Linked DNA regions of Homo sapiens: region 1 is linked to region 2. Evidence: read pairs that join two places in POLR2A ChIA-PET (ENCODE). Cell type or tissue: HepG2. All regions are shown on one strand. Each heading gives the region's core, and the rest is flanking DNA. Links, peaks and the distances in the headings are about the cores only.

The links. ChIA-PET counts read pairs that join two places held together with the same protein. Peaks named below come from ENCODE experiments on the same cell type or tissue, not always from the same donor. Only the 100,000 strongest peaks of a DNase experiment are listed, where the experiment ranks them.
Region 1: POLR2A ChIA-PET joins it to region 2 with 8 read pairs; 1 of 35 experiments calls an interaction of 5 or more read pairs at or near these places.

Annotation. Positions count from the first base shown.
Region 1 is chr19:7,503,757-7,508,140 of GRCh38, forward strand. It overlaps SAXO5 (stabilizer of axonemal microtubules 5), which reads left to right. Exons shown (of 9, transcript NM_198534.3): 3 at 365-468; 4 at 555-655; 5 at 1,568-1,680; 6 at 1,761-1,870; 7 at 2,208-2,409; 8 at 3,300-3,385. Among named protein-coding and RNA genes, the nearest start is that of SAXO5, 8.4 kb to the left of the region's middle. RefSeq lists a silencer at 2,795-2,874 and an enhancer at 4,187-4,384. In HepG2, for the core only: no CTCF peak of the experiment used is centred there; a DNase peak (open chromatin) is centred at 2,775.
Region 2 is chr19:7,132,472-7,136,855 of GRCh38, forward strand. All of the region lies in intron 13 of INSR (insulin receptor), which reads right to left. Among named protein-coding and RNA genes, the nearest start is that of ZNF557, 65 kb to the left of the region's middle. In HepG2, for the core only: no CTCF peak of the experiment used is centred there; DNase peaks (open chromatin) are centred at 2,730 and 3,030.

The DNA of each region.
Region 1 (4,384 bases), core at 317-4,316, 370 kb after region 2:
TTACAGGCATGAGCCACCACACCTGGCTGTATTTTTAAATTTATCATTATTTTTTAGAGATGAGGGTCTTACTATGTTGCCCAAGCTGGTCTCCAGCTCAAGATGGGCTCAAGCCCATCTTTGCACTTCAGCCACCTGAATAGCTGGGATTACAGGCATGGGCCATTGCACCTGGCTTTTAGTATAATTTATTTTATTTTTATTTTTATCTTTTGGTGTTTGCCAGACAGCTCTCAGTCTACACTGTTCAGAATGGCCCAGCTCCCCTTCCCAGGCAAGAAATAGAATTCCTTCCAGAGGGCTTGAGATGGCAGGGAATCTCAATCTCTCTCTCTCTCCCCCCATCCCCCTTGCCTATCCTAAGGGGGCCCCAACACCCTCAAGTGGGACTACACGAGACAAGATGGGACTTCCTACCAAAGACAGTTCCAGGCCCTGCCAGGCCCACCTGCCTTGAGGTGTAAGAGGGTAAATTGAGGCTGTGTTGGGGCTGCAGGCGGGGGCAGAATTGGGGGCTGGGTGGTTTGGGCCTTCCTATCCCTGTCTGCCCACAGGCCTCCTCCGGAGTGGAGCTGGGAGACTGCAAGATCAGCTATGGATCAACGTGTTCGGAGCAGAAACAGGCCTACAGGCCCCAGGATCTGCCTGAAGATAGGTATAAAGGGGCCACTGCGGGCACGGTGGCTCATGCCTGTAATCCCAGCACTTTGGGAGGCTGAGGCAGACAGATCATGAGGTCAGGAGCTCGAGACCAGCCTGGCCAATATGGTGAAACCCTGTCTCTACTAAAAATACAACAATTAGCCGGGTGTGGTGGTGGGCGCCTGTAATCCCAGTTACTCCGGAGGCTGAGGCAGGAGAATCGCCTGAACCCGGGAGGCGGAGGCTGCAGTGAGCCAAGATTGCACCACTGCACTCCAGCCTGTTCGACAGAGCAAGACTCCATCTCAAAAAAAAAAAAAAAGTGGGGGACGAGGGGGCACTGCCTTCCCACCCAGATGGGACAACTGGCTTTCAGTAGCATGTGGTATTTGCCCCTTAGGGCTTTAGGGCCCATACTCTGCCTCTGAGGTCTCTGTCACTGGTAGCCAAGGTGCACTATTGTGCCAGATCTCTCATTATCAGAGCCCCACAGCTTGGTCATTAGGAAACCCTGCTCCCCTCCCTCTTTCTGGGGGTTGCAAGGCCCCAGATGGATCCACTTTAGCTTCTTCTTCTTCTTTTTTTTTTTCTTTTTTTTTTTTTGAGACGTAGTCTCGCTCTGTTGCCCAGGCTTGAGTGCAGTGGCACAATCTCAGCTCACTGCAACCTCCGCCTCCCGGGTTCAAGCAATTCTCCTGCCTCAGCCTACCGAGTAGCTGGAATTACAGGCATGTGCCACCATGCCCGGCTAATTTTGTATTTTTAGTAGAGATGGGGTTTCACCATTTTTGCCAATCTGTTCTCAAAAGCCTGACCTCAGGTGATCCACCCACCTCAGCCTCCCAAAGTGCTGAGATTACAGGGGTGGGCCACCATGCCCAGCCCACTTTACCTTATTCTTGATGGAATAATACACTACGTACAGGTATGACAAGGCCCAGGCCACAGCCCACATCCACTGTGTAAATATCCGTCCTGGTGACGGCCTCTTCCGCGACAGGACCACCAAGGCCGAGCACTTCTATGCCAGGGAGCCAGGTGAGAGCCTGAGGCCCGCCCCGTCCCGCCTCCCACCGCAGCCTCCCAGGGCAGCTCTGCACCTGTTCCGCTTCTGGCAGAGCCTTTTGTTCTTCACCACGATCAGACTCCGGAGTCGCACATCCTGAAAGGAAATTGGTGCCCCGGCCCCGGCAGTCTGGACACCTTCATGCAGTACTTCTACGGCCAGGTGAGCAGGAAGAGCGAAAAGGCGGCAGGGAAAAGGGCTTCCCAGACAGAGCAAATAGCAGGTGCAGAAGTCCCAAAGTGGGAGTGAGCTTGATATGTATGCAGGAATCTCCTGGATGTACTTGAGTGATCTAGGGCGAGTCACTTAACCACTCCGATCCTCCTCCGTGGCTCCTTCTGTAAAATGAGATAAGAGTACCAACTCCCAGTGCTACCAGGTGGGGCCCAGAAGGGGTGAGGGAGCTGTCCAAGGTCACACAGAGCCCACCTCCTCCCTCCCCCCCGGGCCCGGGGACCTCTCGGACGCCGGAGCTTTCAAATGCCATGTGGTCCTACAGCCGCCACCCCCGACCCAGCCACCCAGCCGCCACGTGCCTCATGAGAAATTGCAGAGTCATGTGACCCTAGGGGAGCCAAAGCTACTCAAACGCTTCTTCAAGACCACCATGGGCTCGGACTACTGCCCTTCAGAGTGGAGACAGGTGCAGAAAGCGCCCAACCTCCACTTGCAGCAAAGCTACCTGCCGCGGGGCACGGGCGGTGAGCGCTCCCGGGAAGCCCCGCCCCATGGAGCCCCGCCCCGGGAAGCCCCACCCCCGAAAGCCCCGCCCCCATGGAGCCCCTCCCCATGGAGCCCCGCCCCCACGGAGCCCCGTCCCGGGAAGCCCAGCCCTGGAAGCCTCGCCCTTGCCACTGCTCTGGCCCCGCCCCTAACCAGCCCTCCCCTCCCCCGGCTTCATCCCCTGAAAGGCTAAATCCCACCCCCAATTGACCAGAACCCCAACTCTGCTCCTGGATAATCCCGCCCCTTCATGGCCATGCCTCTCCCCTTCATAACTCCATCCTTCTGGACACGGCCCTGCCCCTTCTCCATCCTCTCTTATCCAGTCTTAACTCCTCTTCCATTGTCAGACTCTGGCTCCGCCCCTGACCCGCTAGCCTGCCCTGCCTGGCCCTGCCCACAGACTCATCTGGCCCGGCCCCGCCCCTGACCTTCTTAGCCCTATGCCCTAGCTCTGGGTTCCTCCCCTAGCTCCTCCGTCCTCCTCCAGCTCCTCCCTCTTCCCAAGCTCCTCCCCCTTTCTCTGGCTCCTTCCTTTGTCCCAGCTCCTCCCTCTTTCCCAGTTCCTCCCTCTTCCCCAGCTCCTCTCTCCTCCCCTGGCTCCTTCCTCCTCCCCCACCTCCTCCCTCTTCCCCAGCGCCTACCTCTTTCCCAGCTCCTCCCTCTTTCCCAGCTCCTCCCCCTTCCTCTGGCTTCTCCCTCCTTCTTTGGCTCCTCCCTCCCCCCTCTCCTAATCCATTTTTCTCCCCTGGTCAACTTCAGCGCTGGCCTGGGCTTGGCTCTTGAACCCTTCCCTTGAACTTCACCACACCCTCAGCCCCGCCTCGGCCCACAGCCCTCACTCAGCCTCCCCAACCTGAATCTCCAGAATTCGATTTTTTAACCATGAACCAGAAGATGCTGAAGCCACACAGAACACCTCCGGCCCCGGTGACTGAAGAGATGCTACAGCGGGTAAGGGAGGCGGAGGGGAGCCACCCATCATTAGGCAACCCCCACATTGGTGTAGAGTTATCTCAGGACGACTATGCTGTCACCCTGTCTCAGAGTTAGTGATCACCCAGGCTCGGGGGCATCTTAATATCCCTTCAGCCTGAAGATCATCCCTAGCTTGGCCGGGTGCAGTGGTTCACGCTTGTAATCCCAGCGCTTTGGGAGGCCGAAGCAGGCGGATCACCTGAAGTCAGGAGTTCGAGACCAGCCTGGCCAACATGGTGAAACCCCGTCTCTACTAAAAATACAAAAATTAGTCAGGCATGGTGGCGCATGCCTGTAATCCCAGCTACTAGGGAGGCTGAGACAGAATTGCTTGAACCAGGGAGGCAGAGGTTTCAGTGAGCCAAGATCGCACCATTGCACTCTGGGCTGGGCAACAGAGCAAGACTCTGCCTCAAAAAAAGGAAAAAAAAAAATAGAGGTCATCTCTAGCTCACCCCCCAGGGTCATGTCAAGGTCAGCTCAGGGGCATCTTTGCACCACCACCACTGTTATACCCAAGACGAGGGTTAATTCAGAGCCACCCAGGATCACCCCAGCCCTGGAGTCCTTCCAGGGACACCCCTGGTTTCTCTCCATCTTCTTATCCAGCTCCTCATTCAGCCCAGCCTGGGGCCCTTTTTGCCCACCTCTCCCCAGAGTTCAACCTCCCCAGCCTTTGATGCTCTGGCTCTGTCCCTAGGCGGCCCCACCTTACCCCAGGCTTCACCTTCTGAAGGGCTAAATCCCACCCCAAATTGACCAGAACCCCAACTCCGCCCCTGGACAATCCCGCCCCTTCGTGGCCAAGCCCCGCCCCTGCATAACTCCACCCTTCTGGCCATAGCCTCGCCCCTTTCCCTATCCTCTCTTACCCAGTCTTAACCATCCTCCTTGGTCAGACACTGGCTCCGCCCCGACCAGCTAGCCTGCCCTGCCTGGCCCCGCCCCCTGACTCATCAGGCCTGGAGATCCTGG
Region 2 (4,384 bases), core at 247-4,246:
CAGAATTTTATAACCATAGTGCTATGGATAAAGATATATGCAGAGGTTATCATTATCGGTAAGAGCCAGACTTCCTAAGCCAGAAGCTGAGCATTAAACCCTGATGGTTTCTTTTCTTTTCCTTTTTTTTTTTTTTCCAGACGGAGTTTCACTCTTGTTGCCCAGGCTGGAGCGCAATGGCTTAATCTCGGCTCACTGCAACCTCTGCCTCCCGGGTTCAAGTGATTCTCCTGCCTCAGCCTCCCGAGTAGCTGGGATTACAGGCGCTCACCACCGCGCCTGCCTAATTTTGTATTTTCAGTAAAGACAGGGTTTTACCATGTTGGCCAGGCTGGTCTCAAACTCCTGACCTCAAGTGATCCGCCCACCTCGGCCTCCCAAAGTGCTGAGATTACAGGCGTGAGCCACAGCTCCCAGCCCTATTATCTATTTTCTATTAATATTAATTTCCATAATATTATCTTTCTAAAAATCATTTGTTTTATTTTTAATTGACAACAGTATTATAGGTCAGGCACAGTGGCTCGTGCCTGTAATCCCAGCCCTATGGGAGGCCGTGAAGGGAGGATTGCTGGAGCCCAGGAGTTAGAGACCAACCTGGGCAACATAGCCAGACCCCATTTCCACAGAAAATAGAACAATTAGCCGGGCACGATGGTTCGCACCTGTAGTCCCAGCTACTCAGGAGGCTAAGGCGGAAGAATCACTTGAGCCCAGGAGGTCAAGGGTGCAGTGAGCTATGAAGGCTCCACCGTACTCCAGCCTGGGTGACAGAGCTAGACCCTGTCTCTAAAATAAATAAACAAAAATAAAAATAATAGTTGTGTACACGTATGGGGTACAGTGTAAAGTTATGTTACAGTATAAATTGTGGAATGATTAAAACAAGCTAATTAAATCCTCATCACTTCATGTACTTATTTCTTTGTTGTGAGAACATTTAAAATCTATTCTTCTAGCCATTTTGCAATATGTGTTATTAGCTATAGTCACCATTCATCTACAGAGCAGTGGATTCCTAGAACGTATTCCTCCCATCTGAAACTTTGCACCCTTTGGTTCACGTCTCTCCTTGTTTTTCCTTTAATCATTTTAAAATGCAAAAGTGGGCAGGGCGTGGTGGCTCATGCCTGTAATCCCAATACTTTGGGAGGCCGAGGTGGGCGGATCACCTGAGGTCAGGAGTTCGAGACCAGCCTGGTCAAGATGGTGAAACCCCCACCTCTACCCAAAATACAAAAATTAGCTGGGCATGGCGGCACACGCCTGTAATCCCAGCTACTTGGAGGGTGAGACAGGAGAATTACTTGAACCCAGGAGGTGGAGGTTGCAGTGAGCCAAGATTGTGCCACTGCACTCCAGCCTGGGTGACAGAGCAAGACTCCATCTCAAAAATAAATACATAAATAAATAAAATGCAAAAGTGACTCCTAGCTCACAAATCATTAGAAATCAGGCAGCAGGCCACATTTAGCCTATGGGATATAGCTTACTGACTGACCCCTGGTTTAAGAGATTATATGGTTTGTCCGAGATCTCATAGCTGCAAAGTGGCAGGGCCAGCTCTTGAACTCAGAACTGTCTGGCTCTACAGCTACTTGGGAGGCTGAGGCAGGAGAATGGCGTGAACCCGGGAGGCGGAGCTTGTAGTGAGCCGAGATCGCGCCACTTAAGTCCAGCCTGGGTGACAGAGCAAGACTCCATCTCAAAAAAAATAAATAAATAAAAAGAAAGAAACTAAAAAAAGAGAACTGTCTGGCTCTAGAACTTCTCCTTAAGACCACTGCAGAATATTTTTGCCATGTATCCAGCAAAATTAGAAAAGAGTGGAAATGAAGGATCTGCAGGGCCTATGCCAGATTTCCTGCCTTTCCCTGCAACTCCCAGCCTCTGTCACATCAGAACCAAATGGATAAATGTGCTTAATGTCTAAGGACAAATAAAAAAGCTCTTTCTTTGCCACGGTGCTGCCTTTCGATTTTTTTTTTTTTAATCATTATAAAAACAGTTGAAGCCCGGGCACGGTGGCTCATGCCTGTAATTCCAGCACTTTCAGGGGCCAAGGCGGGCAGATCACGAGGTCAAGAGATTGAGACCATCCTTGCCAACATGGTGAAACCCCGTCTCCACTAAAAATACAAAAATTAGCCAGTTGTGGTGGTGTGCGCCTGTAATCCCAGCTACTCGAGAGGCTGAGGCAGGAGAATCACTTGAACCCGGGAGGCAGAGTTTGTAGTGAGTCGAGATCGTGACACTGCACTCCAGCCTGGGCAACAGAGCAAGACTGTCTCAAAAAGAAAAAGAAAATGTGGTATACTTTGCCTCAAAAATAAACACATAAAATAAAATAATAAATAAATAAATAAAACAGTTGGGATCCACCCAAATGGAGATTTGCAAAGTGGGAAACATACCCTGTGATAAGCACGTAACTAGAGATAATTCCAGAACTTATGAGAAGAGACAGGAGGCTCTTGGGAATAAGACCATGAAACCTGCAAGCATCGAGCCCAAAACTCTGAAAAGTTTTCGACACAGTTCCAAGCTAATAGTGCATGCAGAGAACCGGGCTGGAACATTTAGGAGGGGGGTGGAGAGTGGAGAAGAGAAAGAAATGTTAAAAAAAAAAAAAAAAAAAAAGCCAACAACCCCATGCTTATCGTGTGACAATAACAGCAAGAAAACAAATCAGTCTGGTGGCAGGGGTGGGGGCAGGGAACTCCAGTCCAAAGTTTCTTCCAAGTGGAATGAGTCACCGAGTAGAGAGGGACAAATAAGCAAATATAGAAACCCAAGGTAGCTGCTATCCAGGACAAAGGGGAAATGCATCTTCTTTTTTTTTTTTTTTTTTTTTTTTTTTGGAGACGGAGTTTCGCTCTTGTCACCCAGGCTGGAGTGCAGTGGCATGATCTTGGCTCACTGCGACCTCCGCCTCCCGAGTTCAAGCGATTCTCCTGCCTCAGCCTCCTGAGTAACTGGGATTATAGGCGTGTGCCACAAAGCGAGACTCCAGCCTGGGCAACAAAGCAAGACTCTGTTTGAAAAAAAAAAAAAAATTATCTGGGCATGGTGGCGGATGGCGGGCCTGGGTGACACACCATGACTCTGTCTCTGAAAAAAAAAATTTTTTTAACGGGAGATACTGAAAATGCAATTAAATAGCTAGAGGTGGCTTTGTTTATGAAACTAGCAAAAGAAAAAAAAAATACCTTCCACCAGCTGGGCACGGTGGTTCACGCCTATAATCCCAGCACTTTGGAAGGCCGAGGCGGGCAGATCACGAGGTCAGGAGTTTGAGACCAGCCTGACCAACATGGTGAAACCTCGTCTCTACTAAAAGACAAAAATTAGCCGGGCGAGGTCGTGGGTTCCTGTAGTCCCAGATACTCAAGAGGCTGAGGGAGGAGAATCACTTGAACCCAGGAAGCGGAGGTTGCAGTGAGCCAAGATCGTACCAATGCACCGTAGCCTGGGCTACAGAGATAGACTCCATCTCAAAAAAAAAAAAGAAAGAATGAAAGAAATGCCAAACTCTTTCCTAAAGCAGCTGTGCCATTTTATGTTCCCACCAGCAATGTATGAGGGTTCCGATTTCTCCTCATCCTCACCGACACTTGTTATTGTCCGTCTGTTTGTTTTTTGCCACGCTCGTGGGCATGAAGTGGTATTGCATCGTGGTCTTGATTTGCATTTTTGTCATGGCTAATTTGGGGCTGAGTTTTGTGTTTTGCCCTGGTACCAGGCTGGGGTTGAGAGTGGGAGGTGAGAGCCACTCAAGGGTGAGGAGCAGATTCCAGAGGAAGTTCGGGGCATTGTTGACAGCAAGAATACAGATTCTGCAGAGTGAACAATGCCCGTTTCCACTGCAGACCCTCCTTGATTTTTTTTCTGCTTCTGTGTCCAACTTGTCCCCATTTGCCCAGAACTTTCTGAGTGTGGACATTGAAAATCTCACATCCCAGGGAGCCCTCAGTCCTGGCTAAACCTAGACAACTGGTCACCCTGTTGGCACTGGATTTAACTCGAATCCTAACTTCTCCTAGCTTCTTCCCATGCCTTTGACTGGCCCGTGTCTCCTGTTCCTGGGACCCAAGGGTCACTATTAGGAATTCCCATCACGAATCCCCAACAGCCTCTGCCCCACACAGCACAACCCCAATCCCACCCAGACCAACTGTGTTCACCCTAGAGAGAAGCAGAGATGGGGGAGAAAATGAAAGGAGAATGTGAGGTTACAGTCACCTTCTTAAGAACCTTTTCATAGACACATTTCTGTTATTGCCAACAATGTCCTTAATTACCTAGCATTGCTTTGATCAAGAAAAAAAGTGATGTAAAACTTTATTTATTTATTTACATATATATATATATATATATTGAGATG